Linked DNA regions of Mus musculus: all the other regions are linked to region 1. The links are chromatin loops, found by intact Hi-C in ENCODE. Cell type or tissue: heart. All regions are shown on one strand.

Region 1 (4,000 bases):
TGAAGCAAAGTCACAAAAGACAAGTTAAGCTTGGGCAGTCAGTCTGTGAACGGTACTAATGACTGTAGAAGGTGGGCAGCCCCTTAGGTCTCAGAACTGCTTTATCGAGGGTTCTTTTCAGAATCCATGCAAACTGGAAAAGAGAAGTGTAGTTTAAGTTGTGAAGATCTCATCTTGGAAAGTACCAGATTGGCCCAGCCCAAAACACCAAGATAAACTTTCTAATTTGTAATGAATCAAGAGATGACTAGCACTCATCTCAAATAAAAAAGACCAAAAATATTTTAAAAGGGCAAGGATATAAGTATACCCTAAAAGGATGCCCAACCAATTTTTCGAAAGAGCAAGACTACGTAACGTATAAGCGCTTCTGTTGCGTCTACCCCTAAGCACTCCAATACAGGATGCCCGGCATCCCTTCCGTTCTGCAGATAAAGACGAAGAACAGAGAAGCCTCAATTATCCAATTTCCCAAGGTCACAATTCAGATCTGCACCGAAGATAAGGCCGGTATTTGTTATTCCACAATCTAAATCTGCACAAACGCTGTCAAGTTCAAAACGAGGAGAAAAGCAGCGAAACATACTACGTGGAACTGAAGGAACAGCGGAAGCTATCTGCAACAAGTAAACAGGTCTTAGTGCTCTGAGTCATTACCAGCCGGTCACTGACGTTTGCGAAATAACTCGCCACTGGGAAACGCAGTCAGGTGCATCGCATGAAGCAGATAACCCTATATTCGCACAAGCTGTCTCTCTGCATATAAACTGCTAATCTAATCTAATCTCCGTACCTAATGGTGGTTCCTAGCCCACTGTGAGGGTGTCACTGACAGAGCCTCCTGTAAAACAGCAGGGCAGACACCCACACACAGAAACGCCCCCGAAGACATCTAGGAAACAAACGTTTTCATAAAGGCTTTTCTAGATGAGCCCAGCGCGGTGTCAATCGCCAGTTCCCAACCTAACGCCCGCAACCATTAACCATCTGGGTAATTTTTCGAACAGGACCCCAAGCTCTGAGGACAGAGTTGCAGAGCTCCTGGTCAGCTCCTCTGCATGGTGACTCGACGCCTTCCCCCAAAGACGACAGAGAGCCAAGCAAGCCAGGGTGGCCAAAGGCTTTTTACAAGAGAAGGTTTTACGGTCGGAAGGGCAGACGTAAAGAACCAGAGTCACAGGGGGAAGGAACGGATTCAGGGGTCCCCGAAAGGATCCGCGCTGCGGGGCAGAGCCGGGGACAAACGCCCAGGCCTGCACCGCCTGGGAGCAGGAACCGTCTAACCCCGCGCTCACCCAGCCAGCACCCCGGAGGGGCAGCTCGCACCCCGCGGAGCCCCTTCGCTGTCACACGCCGGTCTCCTCTGAAGCCGACCTGGCTCGCCTGCCCCTCGGCGGCCGCCCGCCCGCCCGCCAGCCGCAGGCCACCGGTCAGGAGCACCCGCACCAGCCGGTGCCGTTACTCACCTTCCCGCTCACAACACCCGCCGCCGCCATGTTCCCCCGCGCGTGCCTGGTGATGACGTAGCACAACCTCACGTGGCTCTCGGACTCACAACAACATCCGGTCGGGCTAAAATAACATCCGGGCGGGAAAGGGGCGGGGAGGAGCGGGAACAGCAGTTAGGCGCATGCGTGGTGAGGATGCTAAGAGGGTGGAGCCGTCGTGCCGTACTGCGCGTGCGCGTGCTTCCCCCACATTTTAAATAGAAGTCTACGGCTTTTGAAGTTTGCTCGGGCGTGGCACTTTTAACTTGGGGAACGGCTGGCGAGTCTCTTGGGTGTGATGGAAGGAGCACCTTGTTTAGACCCAGAACACGATGCCACAGCTTTCTTGCTTTAAATAAGTCACGGTAAAATTGGAATCGCCTTGAACATCAGCCCTGGAGCTAATACACGCAGAGACTTTTCCCCTTGATATTAGAGGATTCTGAACATGAGTATTGTTGCTGTCACTCACGCATGACCTTGAGCATGGTATTTTTATAGGAACTGTAGTTACTACAAGGCCCTTTATCGCTCCAGAGTTCAGGGTGCCTCCACAGCTTAGTGGTTATGATTTCAATTCCTAAAATTCACCCAAGCATCTGCATGTAAAGGATCATGTATGGCCATACGGATCTCCCCCATGTTTGGAAACAGATCGGTAAACTATTAAGTTCAAAATCTAATTCCTTCTCAGCGCAGCACCCTGAGACTTAGCTCCGGTACACAATAAAATTGACATCTTAGAGCAGTTAGCAATAGTTCTCCACCTACCTAATGCTGCGACCCTTTAATACAGTTTCTCATGTTTTGGTGCGGACCCCACCCCAACCAAAAAGTTGTTTTTGTTACTACTTCATAACTGTAACATTACTGCTATTATGAACCGTAAAGTATCTGTATTTTCCTATAGCCTTAAGAGACCCCTGTAAAAGTGTCGTTTCACCCACACAAGAGTCGTGCCTGCCCGCTGAGTTAGAGCCTTTTCAGGCTGCCTGAGGTAACAGCAGAAAAACGTGATCTGCAGGTTCTGTGAGTATCAGGAATCTAATCGGGGAGGGAGGTGCCTAAGTCTTACAGGAGAATGCATGCTTAGCCCCAGGAGGGACTCTGACCACCAAATATCAGAGATTCCAAGCAAGCCCTAGATCCCAGTGCCCAAGTTCTCACTGCTCGGTAAAGCAACGCATCTGCCAGCCATTAAGGAAGCAAGAGCGCAGTGAGTTGACAGCGAGAGAGCACAGGGGCTTATCAGTAGACCAGACTTCCCCAAGCCAACTGATTGTGGGTAGTAACCGGAGTCTGAATAATCAAAACTAGATTCTTCTGCTATCTCAGAAGGATGGAGTAATGTGGTTAAAGGAGAAACCTCACTATATTGTCAAAACTTAGCAGTGTCAGAATATAATGCTAAGTAATAGCAGTTACTCTACAACTTTTTGTAAATTTTAAAGAACTAATGTCTTAAATATCTAACATAATATAACATGGGCCAAACATGCTAACAGTCCTGAAGACATCTTTTTTAATTTTTGTAAAATTAAAAATAAAACTTATTTCCTAGCTGGGTATGGTGGCCCATACCTTTAATCCTAGTGAAAGACTCCGAGAGGAGCCCCTCGCTCAGGCCTCAGGACAATAGCGGACACCCAAGAACTCACGACAGACCGAGCTTGTTGCAAACCACATGAGGCTTTATTCGGGAAAGCCAGAGCTCTGGGGACGACTCATATCCCACGCAGGGGTAGAGGAGTCGACCTCGAGGGGAAAGAGTTCCCAGTTTTTATAGGCCCTCAGGGGGGGAAGGAGAAGGGGGAGATTAGGGGATTTCCAGATCTAAACAATGTCTATTCTCAAGAAATGGGTATGGAAGGGTACAAGGAAAGAGTCTAATGAAGGTGCAGCAATGGGCACACACCTGGTCAGAACATTGGCAGACACACAGGTTCAAGGAGTGGCCAGAGCATTGTGCACCTCTATTTTTCTAAATCAGTGAAGCTAGTTCTGCTAACACTGACGTCTATCTTGCCAATTTCAGGGCTTCTGTGTCCTTTTACATTCTGCCAGGATCTTTCACCAGCACTTGGGGAGGCAGAGGCAGGCCTCTGTGAGTTTTGAGGCCAGCCTGCTCTACCAGGACAGCCAGAGCTACACAGAGAAACCCTGTCTAAAAAACAACTACAAAAGGCAAACAAACAAATGAAATAAAACAAAAAAACAACCAAAACAAGAACCTTATTTCTTAAATATCTGATAGTGGTTTCCTGTGAATAATCAGCTTGACAGTTGGAGACATCTCCTTGAAAATGTGGCCTCCCAAGTTTATCTTCTACTTGACATTCTTAATCCGGTCTTCAGGTGCCCCTAAGTGCCCACTCTGGGCATTACATTTGATTGTCTTTCCCACCAGCATCTGTAGCACCTTATCCCGGCATCTGACATCATCACTTCCAAATACTTCCCAGGTGTCTCTCCAGTCCACGTCTCTTTCCTAAGCCCTAGCTTCTTTATACTTC
Region 2 (4,000 bases), 110 kb after region 1:
GGTGCATTCACGCCCTTTAATCCCAGCAGATCTCTTTAAGTTCTAGGCCAGCCTTGTCTATGTAGTGACAGTCTGTCTCAGAAAAACAAAAACAAAACAAAAAAACCAGTGTGTGTGCATGTTTATGTGTGATGTGTGTGCCCGAGTGTATATGTATTTGTGTGTGTGTGTGTGTATAGATAACATGTATGTAGAAGTCAGAATAACTTTGAGTTGGCCCAAGAGTTCCTGGGGGTTCTCCTATGCCTCCTCCTGCCTAGGAGCACTGGAATTATAAATGCGTTCTACTGGGCCCAGCCTCATGTGGGTTCAGGAGATTCAGACTCAGGTCCCCAAGCTTGCACAGCAAGCACACCCAACCCAGAGTCACTACCTCAAGTCCCCGTTTTGAAATGTTACAGATCTCACTGGAATGTTGGCCCACATAATTCCAGAACATAGGAGCCTGAGACCAGAGGATTTGAATTTGAGATCACCCAGGGCTACAAGCTGGGGCCTTGTCTTAAAACAAAACAACCCAAACAGGCAACAAACAAGAGTTGGATATGGAGCAGCCTCTGAACACATGCATGGGTGCACAGTATATGCAAAACCCTGGATTTAACCCCCCCCCCCACTCTAAGAGCCAAATCCAAAATAATCCTTTAGAACCATCACAGGACCAAGGTATATAATCCGAATATATTAATGCCAAAATGAAATCCATCAGCTTGTACAATTAATATATACTAAGGGAGAAAAGTCCGTAAAGTCTTGTCTTATGTTGAAGTGTCCTGTAAAGTCATATACGATGGTTGGAGGTTGTAATCCCAATACTCTGGAGGCTGAGACAGGGATCAGGAAGAATTCAGTAGCAGGAGCAGTAGTAGGAGCTAAGACAGCAAGATTTGGCTTCATGAGAGCAAAGATGTACCAAGAAGCCAATGGAAAGACCAAGTGGCTGCAGGGTACGGTGATGATCAAACCGGACGAGCAAGAGGACAGTGTCTGCACGAGACCTATCTATTTGTGTGAAGTGACAAATTCTTCAACTTGCAAATGAAAAGACTGTACCTCCTTTGTTATTCTCACGGGATTATGAAACCGCTACACCATGGCAAATCTTAAAAAGATAAGCATCCCCCAAATTGTTTCACAAAACTACCTTTTATGTCTCCCCCCCCCCCAACTAAGGTAAACAGAAGTAATTATTTGAGACATGCGTTTTGTGATAGGTATCATTAAATATCAGCACAAGAAACATCATGGAAGGCTGTAAAGTTCTCTAGACATTGTTTATCTTATCACCGTAGCAAACCAGATTCAGGTTTCGGCAGTGAACATAACTGTTCTTAACCATTTACATATTTTTTGGATTTTGAAGTCGTAGTTTAAAATTCCACCCATTAACTTCTAGCAAAACTTAAAACACTTTTACTTACCATAATAGGTGCTAGCAGTCATTGACATAATCCAGAACGCTAGGGAAATGCAAATGATCAGGCTCAGTATTACTATATTGGTAATCATCTTTATATACCTTTTGCACGTAGTGTCGTCACTATCTGTCATGGAAAATAGAGCTACGAGCACCTGAGGGGGGGGAATAGATAGCATTTCAGATGAACCAAGTCATTCAAGTTTCTTGCAACAATACTCCTTTAGAGGCATAGAGAAATACCAACATCTTCCACCAACCGAACGACAAAATAGAATCGTAAATCCAAAACGTCTAGTCACTGCTGCAGGCGCAGCGCTCCGGCTCGACCCGGGGAGGTTAACGCCGCCCTTGGAAAAAGAAGGTGCAGGGAGGATGCACAGAGGACCCGCCAGGCCAGCAGGGAGGCCGGCAGCTCCCACCTAGAGGGACCCGGAAGGAGCACAAACGACCGGTGGCCAATGAGCGGCCAGCACCGCGGAGCCCCGCCCCTCCCCGCCCTCGGACCCCCCCCCCGAGCTCCGCCCCCGCACGGCGCGCTCCGCCCCCTGGGCCCCTGCTCCAAGTCTGCCCCAGCTCCACCTCTGCCGTACGCTGCCCGGGCAAGCGAACCAAGGCTGGGAACAGCGCGGGCGAGCGCCTTTACGTCCCCACCCCGCTGCCCCGGGAGTCGCTCTGGTCTCTCCGCGACTCCCTCCGTGTACGCATGCGCAGCAGCCCTGCTCCGCTCACGTGACTCGTCGAGGCGGAAACCCGGCTTGAGTTTGCTTAGTGTCTCTTTGCGGGTCGGAGTGCTGTTTCTAAAGCACCTCCAAAATAGACGTTAGGACAAATTAGGTCTTGGGATTTGTGGACAGCCTAGACTTGAAAAAAAAAATGTCACCAGTAAGGGTGGTGTGGGTCACTAAAACCTGCCATTGATGGAATAATGAACTGCGAGTGAATTTAGAGCCAGTAATGGGTTGTAACTTATGAAGCATTCATACCAGGCGATAGGGTGTGGACGACGTAGGAGTTTATCGTTAGAAGCGAAATTACTTAGAAAGTAGCTTAAAACAATGGCTTGGCTCTTAACCTGGGCCAGACTCAACTGGTACTGCGGTATGTAAACATAAATATAGTTCCCACGGTTGAGCTTTTGTATAATTACTGTTCTAACACACATTGTGGAAGTGTCTGTCCCCATCCACTCTATCTGTAAAAGTAACTTATTCGTCTGATGTATTGTCCTCTTGTAGGGCTCACTGTTGAATAAGCTCACCCTTTATAGTTCTTTCTAGAACTCTGGCTGTCTGGTTCAACCTAGCTGTTCTGGCTCAAACTCCTCACCAAGCTGCCTGATTCAATCTGGCTTCTCTCAAGTTCCCATTGAATTGTTCTGCCTAGCCTCAAACAACTCTGGCATTTTGTTCTAATCACCTGGCTCCTTCTTGTTCTCTGGCTTTAGTTGACTCTGCTCACCTGCAATGAACTTCATAGACTTGAAACAAACAAAAACCACAACCCGAACTCAACTGCAACTGCACCGCACTCCTGGCACTGCCTCCCACCTCTGACTAGCTGTCTCTCCCTGCACTGGGGCTCTTAAAATAGCTTCTCTTTCCTGTGCTGTCCTTGTAAGATGCATTCTGTCTCTGACTCATTCTGTCAAATCTTTCGATCTTTGTTACTTTGTCTGGCCCTCAATTAGACATCACTTTCACACCTGGCTCCTTCCTTCTAAAAACGAATTTGACCTTAAAGGACTGTACTCAGGTTGTATCCGTGTTCCAGGCAGAGGGGTTAAAGGGATGTGGCCTGTCTGCGATCTAGCCAGATCATAAAGATCTAGGTCTTTGGATGTAATCCCTTGCTAGAGGAGCCATCTTGCTGGATTAAAATTCCTCTACAATTTCAAGGGTGTGTATCCTGTCCATTCATTTATACAGCAGACCATCCTATTCTCAGATAATCCGAGTCTTGGGACTGATTTCACCTTTTATACATGGGTACTATTGTGCCAGTCCCATGTGGTTCTGGGGATTCAAATCCTGTTCTCAGGCTTCTACAGAAAGCACTTTATCCACAGTGCCATCTTCCCAGCCCCAGTATCAAAACAAAGATCTCACTAGATGTGGTGGCGCATGTTATTAATCCCAGAACTCAGGAGGCTGAGGTTCATTGGGAGTTATTTTGTCCAAGTGAATAGTAACAAGCTGACAACCACATATTTCCGAAGTGTTTCCAGCTACTTGTTGACAGTGTGGGAGGCAATGGAATTATTTAGATATTGTACACAATTGTGACATAACCCAGTCAACCTTTAAAAGCTTACATTTCCACTGCTGGGGGAAGGGCTTTTTCTTTCCGGTCAGGCTATATTTCTTTTGATGTACATGGGATGTCTGGTGGCTGAAACCATTTTGTATCACGGTGGGACACATTTGTAAAACTTCATGCTATTTTAAATTTCAAAATATATGCCAAGACTGTTTTTCCTTTGGTAGAACACAAAATAGTGGCTTCAACCAAAATTATTATATATCCTCTGTTATCTATTCTTTATAGTGCAAAGACTGGTCTGATTCCATGATAAGCTTCAAA
Region 3 (4,000 bases), 64 kb after region 1:
CATCCTTGCACACTCTACACTCAGTTGTTAAATAATTGCACCCGACATCAAATGTCACACTCATTAGCTTATGCATTCCAGTAGCATCTGTGTTAATTAAGATCTATTGTCAAGTCTGAGGGGTAATAAGTGTTTATCCCCCACTTCAGGTGCTAAGTGCGTTTCCTTATTTACCTTGACAACTCTGTGCACTAGATATAATCATTATGAGTACAGTAGCAGTAGAAACCCAGGGATGCACGGTTAAGCAATTTACCTAAGATCACGGGGCTATGGAAATAAATGGGGGTAGGATATGGATCCAGACGCCCAAACTCAAGATCACTAGCTTTTTTAGCCTCTGGACAGTCTGATCAAGACATGTTAATAGATAAATTCCTTCGAACACATGCAAACTGATTTTTTTTTTTAAGGAGACCAGGGAGATCGCAGATCCTTCAATGGCCTGGTTTCACTTTCAATTACATTGTAACACTTCCACACTTCCAATGGAACTGTAGAAGAAAGCCAGCGTTTTATGGCCTGACAGTAAAGAAAACGTGTAGCAGCAGTGCCTAGATTTTTTTTTTTTAGTTTGAAGACCGATTGCTGGCCACTACGCAACACGATGTTTCAACGCGGATAAGATCAAACCCCAAAGAATAAGGAAGCCACACGTCCGGACACAAGAAGGCTGCAAAGAAACGGGGTAACCGACAAGCAGCAAACAGTCGTTTAAAACAAAAACAAAAAAACCCTCCAACGACGGGTGTTTTACCACTCCATTTACTTTGAAAGCAGGACAAAATGGAACTTGCATAAACACTTAGTCATCAGTACGCTCTGGAAGTTACAAACCACCTCGTTCGCAAATTCTAATCCGTATCCGAGTTCCTACTTGGCGAAGAAAGAAGAAGGGCTGATGGTCTCGGAGACCACAGAGTGAAAACACCTGGTGTCCCCAGCCGAAGCCCATCAGAGGGGAAAACCAGCACGCAGACCGGGGGACTCCCCGACCTGCGCAGCCTCCACCGGCAACTGGGGACTTTTCCGGGTCCTCTCCCTCCCCACTGTGGGTCTTGACATCTACCGTGTGCTGAGGCCCGCGGGTCCCCAAAGCGATTGCAAAAGGCAATGGGAAGGCAGGGAAGGGGGTTTGACAGGCCAGAGGCAGAGGAGCGGGCGCGGGTCCCCAGCCCGGCTCCCCGGGGTCTGCACCTGCAGGGTGGTGATGTGCTTGTCGTTGAACTTGTTCTCGCAGTAGCGCAGCACCAGCGACGTCTTCCCCACGCAGCCTTCCCCGAGCAGCACCACCTTGAAGGAGTAGGCTCGGCCCGCCGCCGCCGCCGCCCCGCCGCCGGCCGCAGCCATCCCGCCGCCGCTACCCCGCCGCCCGAGCCCAGCGCCGCGCCGAACCCCGCACCGCCGCCGCCGGGGCGCCCGCTCCTCCCGGGCCCGGCTCTTTCACGCCCCGCCGAGCCCGGTGCTCGCCGCGTCCTTCCGCGGGCGAGGCCTGCGAGGGCCGAGAGAAAGTCCCAGAATGAAGGGCCCCGGCCACCACGTCAGGGACCCGAGGCTAGGGGAGAGCTGCCTCTCCTCCCTCTAATGGCGTCTCCTTCCTCCTACGTCACACCCCTCGTCACGTGACCGCGGTGGGCGGAGTCGGCGGCGGGCGAGCCTGGGCCTGTTTCCGCGTCCGCACGAACCGGCTCAGCATCCCGGGAATCCTGCGGTGGGAAGGAGCTGATCTTTGCGATCTGACCCCACTCTGATGGAATAGAATACAGGACATGATCGCCCGGCCCGAGGAATGGTCCCAAAGCGGATAGCCATCACACCAGGGGTCATCACACGCAAAGTCCGGCCAAGGTGCCCTTGAGTCTCTTTCTCTGGGCGCACAAATCCGGGCTCATGAACTTTACAGTTCGTCCACACGGCCAGGTCCTCGAGTCATCGTCCAGGTCTCAGCTTAAACCGGAAAGGCTTCCCTGACCACCCAGACCTTCCCACATCCTTCCATCCCTCTTACTCACTTCCTCACCGAGATATTTCCTAACAATGGTGCGCCTTCTTTATCGCTGCTTGCCACACTCGGTGGAATTCCGATTCGGTTGTAGGTTTAAGAGCAAGGATTGCAGAAGACTTAACTTCTCTCCGTTTCCAGCCCTAAAAGCCCAGGCTAAGAATAAATGCGGTCCCATCATCAGTCATCACTCCTGGTTCCCCAGGATTTCTGTCTATGCTGAGTCCACTTTGATGGGTCTGGTTTATTGGACGATTGCTTATTTTTTCTTCCTGTGTTTCCATTTTATTTCATGAAATACACTTTCCAAGAAAGCAACCTGGTATTTCTGAAATTTTGTAGTTTGGTGTCACTTAAAATAAACTTTCATCTCATCAGACTAATTTTACACTTCAACTTAAAGGCAGCTCATTCGTTCATTCAACGAGGGCGTGAATGTAGCCAATGCTTGCCATTCTCTGTGTCGCATTAGATACAATGTCTCTGTCCTCAGAGAGCTTACATTTTTAACCAAGGAAACAACGCATGCGCAATTTACACACTGCATGCTTTTTAAGGAGAAGCAATTCAGAATGTTTTACAAAGATACATGGGAAGCTAGCTGAGTTAGCGTCCTAGAAGAGCTTCCTGGAGAAAGCTGCCTTTTGTTAGGAGTATCTTCGGCAAAAAGGAGAGCCGTGAAGTAGAAAGGAGCATCCGACATTGACGTGTGACAAGAAGTCAGACAAGAAATCAGAGACATTACCTTTAAGTTCAAGGCCAGCCTCTTTTGAATTGTGAGCTCTAAGCTAATTGGAGCTACATAGCAAGACACCATTTCAGTAATAATAATAATGATAATATTTACAATAATAATGCAAATAGGAAAAGAATTTGTGATGTAACTTGCAAGGTATCAATTCAAAAACAGTCTTTAACCTGGTACAGAATGTTATCGGGTCCTTTTACAAAATTATAATTAGAAAATTGGACAAGGCTAAAATTACGTATGTCTCTCTAGAATCAATCATTTATAAGATTATCTTGTCAATTATTTTTATAAATGAGATTATATTATCTACTCCTTATGCTGCGTAGTCTTACATCAATTTGACATACAAACTAGAGTTATCTGAAAGGAGGGAACGAACCTCAAATGAGAAAATGCCACCATAAGATCCGGCTGTAAGGCATCTTCTCAATTAGTGGTCAAGGGGGTGGGCCCAGCCCATTGTGGGTGGGGCCATCCCTGGGCTGGTGGTCCTGGGTTCTATAAGAAAGCAGGCTGAGCAAGCCATGGGGAGCGAGCAAGTAAGCAGCACCTGTCCATGGTCTCTGCATCAGCTCCTGCCCCCAGGTTCCTGCCCTGTTTAAGTTCCTGTCCTGACTTCCTTCAATGATGAACAGTGATGTGAGAATGTAAGTCAAATAAATCCTTTCTCCCCAACTTGCTTTCTGTTCATGGTGTTTCAGTGCTGCAATTAAAACCCGAATGAAGACACTCCTCTCTATACCTACCACGAGGACTTTACACAATCATTTCTAGAACTAGAAAGCACCTTCTTTTGGAAAGAGACTTATTCTACATCTTTCCTCATAGGGGCTGGCGAGATGGCTCAGTGGGTAAGAGCCCCGACTGCTGAGTTCAAATCTCAGCAACCACATGGTGGCTCACAACCACCCATAATGAGATCTGATGCCCTCTTCTGGTGTGTCTGAAGACAGCTACAGTGTCTTATTTATAATAATAAACAAGCAGGGCCAACCAGAGTGAGCAGAGATCCTAAATTCAATTTCCAACAACCATATGAAGGCTCACAACTACAGTGTACTCATATACATAAAATAAATACATCTTTTAAAAAAATATTCCTCATAATGGATTGAAATTTGCATTTCTCAGCCTATGTTTACTTGTTCTTGAGAGTAAGGTTATACAGTCTGTAGTTAATCCCTTCTCTCCTTAAGCAGTCTCCTCCCTCCTCCTTTAGATAGCCATTCAAATGACAAGAATCCCAC

The links. Peaks named below come from ENCODE experiments on the same cell type or tissue, not always from the same donor. Only the 100,000 strongest peaks of a DNase experiment are listed, where the experiment ranks them.
Region 2: a loop joins it to region 1, with 3.0 times the contacts of the local background. A loop is called at or near these places in 2 of 42 quality-filtered maps.
Region 3: a loop joins it to region 1, with 7 times the contacts of the local background. A loop is called at or near these places in 16 of 42 quality-filtered maps.

Annotation. Positions count from the first base shown.
Region 1 is chr10:115,249,916-115,253,915 of GRCm38, forward strand. Tbc1d15 (TBC1 domain family, member 15) reads right to left here and starts at 1,578. Exons shown (of 17, transcript NM_025706.3): 1 at 1,467-1,578. The coding sequence starts at 1,496. In heart, no CTCF peak of the experiment used is centred here; a DNase peak (open chromatin) is centred at 1,606; H3K4me3 peaks cover 2,777 bases; H3K27ac peaks cover 2,062 bases.
Region 2 is chr10:115,360,388-115,364,387 of GRCm38, forward strand. Tmem19 (transmembrane protein 19) reads right to left here and starts at 1,880. Exons shown (of 7, transcript NM_133683.4): 1 at 1,665-1,880; 2 at 1,422-1,572. The coding sequence starts at 1,551. In heart, a CTCF peak has its summit at 1,785; a DNase peak (open chromatin) is centred at 2,044; H3K4me3 peaks cover 2,146 bases; H3K27ac peaks cover 1,576 bases.
Region 3 is chr10:115,313,997-115,317,996 of GRCm38, forward strand. It overlaps Rab21 (RAB21, member RAS oncogene family), which reads right to left and starts at 1,595. Exons shown (of 7, transcript NM_024454.1): 1 at 1,198-1,595. The coding sequence starts at 1,350. In heart, no CTCF peak of the experiment used is centred here; DNase peaks (open chromatin) are centred at 995 and 1,635; H3K4me3 peaks cover 2,740 bases; H3K27ac peaks cover 2,374 bases.